Linked DNA regions of Homo sapiens: region 1 is linked to region 2. Evidence: chromatin contacts called from ENCODE Hi-C data. All regions are on one chromosome and are shown on one strand. Each heading gives the region's core, a stretch centred on a gene start or an enhancer-like site at or near the end of the contact. The rest is flanking DNA. Distances are from core to core; before and after follow the strand shown. Region 1 has its middle 78 kb from the start of RLIM. Region 2 holds the start of NEXMIF (neurite extension and migration factor).

Region 1 (4,160 bases), core at 589-3,088, 390 kb after region 2:
GATAATTTTATTGAATCATGAGAGAAGGACTGAGGGAGTGGAGCACACGCAAGCTTATTTTGGAGTTTTTCCTCCATGTTAAGGGGGAGAGGAACCTAGAAGACAATGACCCATACTCCCAGAGAAAGGCAGACTTTCTCTTCCACATGCCCTCCTTGGGGAAGTCCAGGGGGTGCACAAGGACTGTGGCTCGGCTTCTGCTGCCCTCCATGCCTCCATCTTGGGGCTGTAGTGCCACTCCCAAATAGTGCCTTCATTGGGGGATAGAGTGGACAAGGGAGGAGCAGGTGCTGACTCCAGGAGCAGCAAGCAGGCTTTCTGAAGTCAGGGAAAATGAGAGATTTGCTCACTTCCCTACTTTCTGTGAAGTGGGGTGGAAAGGGCCTTGCAGAAGCGTTCAAAACCCACATTCAGTTCCCCCCGGTCCTCAATTCCCCCAACTATAACCCGGCTTAAGAGCAGTTGCCTCCCACGGTTGGGGGGAGGGCCAATTGTGATGAGGGATATAGGAGCAACTGTGAACTGTAATTCGTCCACGCACAGGTGTTTGGAGATTTCTCAAGGCTTTGTTTTGTTTTGTTTTGTTTTGTTTTTTGCGGGGTCGAGGGGTGGTCTATGTCCAGATATGCTGCGGGGAAGGATGAAAGGAGTGTGGGAGGAGGTGGCAAATGCGGCAGGGAGCTGGAAGACCCCAGACTGACAGGAGGAAACTCTGCCTTTGCAAGGCCTTAAGGCAGAAGGATCTGCGAGGCTGCCCGCCTCCCAGGAGACTCCACCTTAAGGGACGGAGGGTGTATGTGAAAGTTGGGGGGAGAAGTGAAGGTAGTTGTCCTCTCCTTCACCCCCCACTAGGCAAGCGCAGAAGGAAGCAGGTCGGTGGAGACTAGGGTAGAGGAGTGTAGGAGAGGAGCAAACTGAGGAGGGCGGCTCTTCGAGTCAATCTGGTCCTTCTCACCACTCTTGAGGCTCCGTCCAGGCTTGGAGGAGGGTTCTCAAGCCTAGGAAATCCCGCGTGCTCCCCTGTGTGATCGGGAACTGTGAGATGGGGGAGTAGGCCTGAGCTGGGAGCTCCCACCAGCATGGTTGATTCCCCGGAGTTCTGAAAGAGTTTTTATGGAGACTGGGGGAAGGGGCGCTTGAAGGGTGGGCCAAGTCTTTGGCAGAAAGCAGCCCCACTGGGCTGACCCACTGTGTGGAGGAGGAGGCCCCGTAGGGCCCTCCCGGGTTGGAGGTTGCAGAGGAGGGCGGAGGAGGATTGCTGCCCCGGGCGGGAGCGCTTCCTGGCGGCCGAACCCGCCCTCAGTCTCCGCATCCTGGCGGGCCTCGAGTCTGGGCTCCTGTAGGTCTTTCGCTAGCAGCCGCCTGATCCCGCTCTTGGGACGCTAGGGACGAGGCCGGTCGGGAGAGAATAGGGGGCCGCCGATTGTAAAAGATCCTCGACAGGCCCAGCCCGGATCACCTCGAGGGCTCCGGACCGAGCGCTGGGGGTGGGGCGCCGTCGCCGCTACGGCCCCTGGTGTCGGTGGAGCGAGCAGGGAGGTAGAGGGCGGGGGATCGAGGAGGAGCTGAGCTCGGACACGCAGCAGCTGCTGTCTATCCGTCTGGCTTGCTGGCAGTTGGCAGGGCCCGAGGCTAGGTCTTCCCGCCCCCTTTCCCTAGGCGGGAAGGGCGGTTGTCATGGGTGGGCGGATTCCCGTCTGAATAGCAGGGGAAGATGCATTTCCGTGGCGCGGCTCCCGGGTTATTACCCCTCCCAAATGGGGAAATGGATGGAGACCCGCGGCGGGGGAGGAGCCAACCCCACTCTCCGCGTCCCCGCCCAAGGTGGCCGGAGGCCAGCGGCAGGACCAGGAGCGACCGCCAGGGCCAAATCCACCCCCAGGCAGTCCCAGAGTGTGGAGTGGGCATGGGGACCTGGCGGGAAATAGTGTCGATTAGCACCCCCAGGCCCGGATGCCAGGGCCCAGTCGTGGCGAGGTCAGTGAAGGGTGGGTGTGTGGTGGGAAAGGAGAGTAGAAGTGCAACCTTCTTTTCCCCTCCCCTGGCATTCCAGTGTATTAACATTTGGCAGGTGGGCTCGGCGCGGTCTCTGCGGTGACGAGAGTTGGGGAAAGATGCTCCCAAGTGTAGTCCCCGGTCTCCGCGGGGGGGCCACAGGCTCTGGCAGGAGTGAGGGAACGAGGAGGCCCACGACAGGTGCTGTCTGTCCGCTGCTCTGACAGGCCCGGGCGGGAATGCGGCCCGGCCCAGTACTGCTCTCCCCACCCACTCAGCTGGACGCGGACTCTGACACTTGTTAGTGTGAGCAATCGACTAATTTTATCCGGCTGGGGCTCAGCAGGAAACCAATGCCGAGGCGCGGGTAGTTCTTCCGGGCGACTCTCGCCCCCGGGAGGATAGTCGTGGGGAGAGGAAGAGGGGTTGGGGGTGGGATTCCTGCCGCCTCCATTTCACTGGGGGCGTGGTGGCTCCTGATCTGCCTCAGAGAGGACCGAATTTTGGCGCTAAGGTCGGTACTCTCTGGGTACTGGCGCCCAGAGAAGAAAAGGGTATCTTGGAAGTTAGGTAGTACAAACTCTTTGTGTTCTTCTGGTTTTTTTCTACTTATGTTCCTTTCATTCCTGAAGTTCCCGGATTCTAGCAGAGTGTCTGACACGCAGCAGGTCTCTAGAAAAGACTGCTTAAATGACTTGAAAACCAGGCATAGAACTTTGCGCTTGGTGACCGCTAGAGAGAGCTGAAAGGCAGGAATCAAAGGGGCTTTGAAGCATAGCCTCCTGAACCCCTGCAGGATTTGGGTATCTAATCCCTTTCCTTGTGCCTCTGCAGTCTCTGCTGCATTTCAGCTTATTAGAATTTCTGAACTTGCTTCAAGGGCTCTTATTCTACCCGTCACCCACACTATCTAGGCGCCAGCTATGAGACACTAGGGATTTGTAATCCTTGTCAGCTGGCCTGCACTGCTACTGTGGAGAAGTGGCAGGGAGCTGCTGGCCGCCTTTTCAGACGTGAAAAGACCCTAGAGGAGAGCATATGCTCGTAAAAATTATGGGATTCCACAGCTTTGAAATCTAATAATCCTGGGTGATCAAACACAGACTGGACCCTTGGGGCTGCTGGGGAAGGGGCTAGGGGAGCGGGGCAGACCTTAGGTGGGAGAGCCTGGGGCCCTGCAATGGGACAGAGTAATTAGCCTCAGTGGGAGGAGATGAGGAAGCCAGCCTGAGGGTGTCTACACTGAGTCTGAGGAGAAACAATAGCCAAGAGCTGGGTGGTAAACCACCTTCTTCCAACCGGAAACCAGTCACTTCTCTTTGCCCCTGCCCTGCCCAGTATGTGGCCATTTGGAGATGGATTTTTTTTGTACCTCTTGAGTTGCTGGGGGTGGAGGGACAGTAGGTGAAACCAGGTCTCCAAGCCAAGATTGCATGGTCTGGAGTGACTGGGAGACAGAATACCAAAAGTATGTGTCAGTTGCGGGTGAGAGTAATCATGAAGACATGGGGTATGCTAAAAGTTAAACTTTGCTAAACTTTCATTTTTGCTCAGAGCTGGTCCTGCTGACACACTTATGGAAATGGGTTTGGTACACAGTTGTTGAATGAAGTGGGCAAGTCATTTATCCCTCCTAGGGCCAGTTTCTTCATCTGTAAAACCAGGGGTGTAAACTGTACTGGAAGTCAATGACATGAGTTCAAGTCTCATCTTGCTCTGTCACTGATGAACTGTGTGAACCTACTGCAGTCTCTTCCTACCTCTAGGCCTCAGTCTCTCCACTTAAATTCAATGCACAGGATGGACAAGGGAGACTCTAAGGTTACTCTCAGCTTTGTCATTCTTATAGGTCTGTCTCCTGCATCATCCTTAATTCCAGGCTCTGTCACTGCCAGGCTGTGTCAGCCAGCCATATAAGTCCCTTTAGGTTCCCCATCAATAACATAAGGGAGAGGGAAGGAGAGCTGAATTGGATTATTATTAATGCCAGTTTTCAATATGGCACATTTGTAGCAAGGCTGTGGCCTTGGTGGGGCCTCCATTCCAACTCAGCAAGTAACCACATTCTCATTTTGTGAAGTAACCACTTTTCCACTTCAGAGCTTGTTTAAAAATCCAATCTCAAATAGTCAACCAACTCCAAACCCCTATATAGCTCTTTTTCT
Region 2 (4,205 bases), core at 1,027-3,526:
AGATCACCATCTCCTTGGCTTGCAGATGGCCTTTTTGTGTTGTCTGTGTCCTAATTTTCTCCTCTTATAAGGACCTCAGTCATATTAGATTAGGGCCCATTCTCAAGGCCTTATTTTAACTTAGTATCCTCTGCAAAGGCCCTATCTCCAAGCAGTCACATTCTGGGGTACTGGGAATAGTCAGAGCTTCAACATATGAATTTTTGGGGAAATGCAAATCAGCCCATAACACCCATGGTGTGTGTTCTCCCTCACTCTAACAAGTAGTAAACCCAAATTGTTCAACTACAGTTGTGTTTCTGGTAGTTTTTGGCTGGAGGGCATTGACAAAAATTATAACTGGTAACAAATAAGCAACTAACTTTATAAAGGAAGAATAGCATATGTAGTTAATACAGGTGAAAACAATGTGCTTTCCGACAACGGAAAAAGAGCAATTCATTCTGGATATTGAGATCCAGCCAATAGATGGGTGGCATTTTACATGTTTAACCTTTTTTGTTTGTTTGTTTTTGCTTTTGAGAACAGAGGCCAAATTTTGTCTTCTTATTTATTCCAGTGCCTGAAAGATGCAAATATATTTGCACAGTGTCTCACAAATGCAAGATAAATAACATATCATCCCTATCCTCAGGACACATATACCTAACTTCCTTGTGACTCGATTTTCTCATTTGTAAAATGGAGATAGTAAAATTGTGTTTGTTGTGAAGATTAAATAATTCATGTAAATTGCTTAGCACAGTGTCTGGCACATAGTAAGGACCCAATAAGTATAATTATTTCAGGATGAGCTATTATTTATGGATGAGTTTCATAGATATAAAATGAGAGGGAGAAATAACAAGAGTGTTTCAAGCAAGTGGGATGACAGAAACAAAGGCACAGAGATGGGGAGTTGTAAAAGCCATACAGACAGTTTATTGTCCAGGAATGAAAGACCCATGGTAGAGCGCCTCAAACTTGGTAAAGTGACCCAGACCTTATTGTCAATGGGATATCTGGAACATTTATCTCCTGTACTTTGCCAGGGAAAAGAAAATATACCCCCGCCTCTGCACTGTTTCTGGGGAGGGATTGTGTGACAGGTGATGGTGAGAAGTTGCACACATCAGATCTCAAAGCCTGAGCCCTCGTAGCAAAATGACGCTGTAGCTGTGGCAGCAAAGAAATCTGAAATGAGGCCCTGCCTGACTGGAGAAGCTGTGCTTTGGCAATGATGTTGGAGCAAGTGCACACAAAGTAGCTACTTTTACCCCTTCTGTTCTAGTACCAACCTTTTCATCTCTTGCCTTGGCTCCTAGTGGTGACAAATCTCCCGAGGCTCAGGCCTCAACCTTGCACCCAGGACTCCAGAAGTACTAAATGGTCCCTCCTGAGTTGCTCTCCAATCGTTTTGCTGTTTCCTGTTGAGTTCCCAGGACGTCTGAAGGAAAATGACCACCTAAGAGATTTTTCAATGACAGCCATCAGGCAGATCTGTTTTCCTTCCTGGCCATATTCAGCTTCCCTTCTTTCCTTTATTCCCCAAACGTCACTCCCCAATTGTCTGCCTTCATCCAACCCTTCAAAAAGGACCCACCTTCCTGGGGGCCCAGGCCCTTAAGTTAAGAGTAGGTAAAGGTTGAATGGTTAGATGCTTGGTGGATGAAACCATTCAAATATTCTTCCCCAAACTTCAGAGTGCCCCTCTCCGCACACACAACTGCCCTAAAAGGCATGGGAGAGTGGTGTCCGGTTGCGTGTCTGCCAGGGGAAGAACGCACCACTGGCGTAGTGGACTGGAAGGGCAGCAGGAACGCGAGTGGGGGGCGGGGTGGGAATGGGGAAGGGGGGTGCGCGCCCTTTATGACAGGTGGCCGCGCAGTGCGCGCTCCCGGGCGCCCGAGGGGAGGGAAGGACAGACGGACAGAGTTGGGGGGGCACATAAGGAAGGGACCATAGAGAGGGTAAGGAGAGCGGGAGGGAAAGGGAGAGCTGTGGTGGGGAAGAAGGGTAGAGGGGGGAAGGCGTCCAGCAAGAACAGCCGTGTTGGAGGAAACAATGGCAGGGGCAACAGCGATGGTGGCAGCAGAGGCGGCCCCACTCTGGGCACCTTTCTGAATGGGCAGAGACAGCTCCGGGAGAAGAGGGGACCAGGCAGTGCCTGCAGAGGCTCTGAGAAAAGCGGCAGAGGGAGGAGAAGAGGGAGGAGGAAGAGAAGGAGGAGGAGGAGTAGGAGGAGGAGGAGGAAGGGGGAGGAGGGGGGACGAGGCAGGGGAAGAACCTGGGAAGGAAAACCAGTAGCATCAGCAGCAGCAGCAGCAGCCGCCGCCGCCACCACCGCCGCCACAGCAGTAGCATTAGCGGCAGTAGCAGCATTTAGCAATAGCTTTAACAGCTATAGCGACAGTAGCAGCCGCCCTCCTCTCTCCCTCTCGCGGACGGCCGCAGCCACCGCACAGAGCGGGCTCCAGGCGCCGAGCGCGCAGCCCGCTCGCTAGGTAGCTCCAGCCGGGGCGAGCGACAGTGTAAGCGAAGCACGGACCCTTGGAGCAGCCGGGCAGCCGCGGAGGCTCTGAGTTTCAGGGCCAGAGCCCGACAGCTCTGACTCCATCTAGCGCGGCGGCGGCGGAGCCTGAGGGAGCGAGCGAGGAGAGAGGCGCGTCCACCTGGCGGGCCCAGCGTATGGAGCTGAGGCAGAGGCGGCGGCGGCGGCGGCAGCAGTAGCAGCGGCGGTGGCGGCTAAGGCAGCTCGAACAGCTGCGGCGACGGCGACAGCCCAGCCTTGACTGCGACCGCGCTAGCTACAGCGCCTGCTGCCTGAGCCCGCCAGCGACGTGCGCCTCGGGAGTCGGCCTGTGAGGTGAGTAGGAGCGCTGCCATACAGCTTCCTGGCCTTCTCGCCGGCTCCCCGGCTGGCTCGGGGTGGCGGCCGCAGGGGGTGGAATGAACTGGGGTAAGTCGAGCTAGACGAGAAGGAAGGGAAAACGGAACGGAGGACGTCTGTATGCGAATGTGTGTGTCTGTGTATGAGGGAGCGAGGCCGCTAGGGCGAGAGATCCCGGCTCGCCCTGACAGGCACTGCAATCTAGGAAAGGCCTCTGTGCTTGCGCCGTAGGAAGGGGGTTGCGGGGGGAGGGGAAGCGAGCGGACCGGAGCCGCCGCGCTTACACGCACGCAGCTCGGCAGAGTGCCGCCTCCTTTCGGACTGGTGCAGGGTAGAGCCTGGCCAGGGAATGGGGCATGGGCATGGCACGCTTCGGCGAGAGCGGGAAAACCCACGCGGCGGCCGAGGCCGGGCGCTCGGACCAAAGCCGCAAAGGTGCGAAGCCGGGCGGCCGTGGCGACCACAGAGCGCCCCCAGGACACGCGCCACTCGGCCGAGGCTGCGGACAGGTTTAAGTTGGAGGCCAGACCGAGCCTCGCCCAGCTCATCTCCTTTGCGGAAATTGGCTTGTGGCCCCTTCGCGCTCTCGGTGGCGGTCGAATTGACGCTTTTCTGTGTGGCTTCTGGCGCTTCTCTCTGCCGCGCCCCGCAGCACACGTCGGCTCGCGTCTTGTACACCCTGTAGGGCGGGAAGGCCGTGAGCCGGCGCGGGGAGCGGAGTCCCGCTCCGGGAAAGTGTGGAAACCGCGCTGCTGAGTTGGCGCCGTTCCGCTGAGGAATTCAGCGATTTCAGCATGACTGCTTCTGTCTGTCTGATTCGTGAGGGACCGAATCACCCGCGCAAGGTTTTCTGTCTTTTTCGAAGTTAAAAAAAAATTGGCATCCCCATTTCGACAACAGCACTCTTGATTTTTATCAAGCTTCTGGTTGCATTTTGGAATAAGTGGGTCTCATATTTTGCTTCTGGATCTTGGCTCCCAGCATATTGTTGAATGCTGTGCACAGCACTACATTTAGATATGTGGCCTTTTTCTAATGTTGCATTTTCTAGACTGTTATCTGAAAAGACATGATTTGTGTTGTAGGGCTGGCAGGGCTGTTTTTAAAAATGTCTAAAGCACTTTAATCCCGGGATTTGAATATATCCTTGGTTGTTTTTGGTGGAGGAGTTCCTGGAATATTTTGCTTGGTGAGAAAAGGTGCTGTAATGGTCTTCTCTGAACTCCTTACGACCATTTGTGTTTTGGAGGGGTGAATCTCCCTTACATCTTTTACACATGAGGTAACATATGACCAAACGTTTTATTTACAGCAGTGACGTTCTTATGGCTGAGGA

Evidence for each region. Hi-C counts contacts between places; a loop is a spot of excess contacts on that map. Pooled maps may share reads with other maps.
Region 1: a pooled map shows a loop between it and region 2 (18-fold over the local background). The contact joins the enhancer-like site here to the promoter of NEXMIF in region 2. A Hi-C loop is called at or near these places in 3 of 37 single-sample maps with no recorded cell type and 8 of 50 pooled maps.

What each region holds. Positions count from the first base shown.
Region 1 is chrX:74,534,054-74,538,213 of GRCh38, reverse strand. No RefSeq gene overlaps it. Among named protein-coding and RNA genes, the nearest start is that of RLIM, 78 kb to the left of the region's middle. Within about 2 kb of position 1,838, at least 36 of the 41 ENCODE cell types and tissues checked have a DNase peak (open chromatin) inside an H3K27ac peak, as active enhancers do.
Region 2 is chrX:74,923,523-74,927,727 of GRCh38, reverse strand. It overlaps NEXMIF (neurite extension and migration factor), which reads left to right and starts at 2,276. Exons shown (of 4, transcript NM_001008537.3): 1 at 2,276-2,845. RefSeq lists a silencer at 3,238-3,397.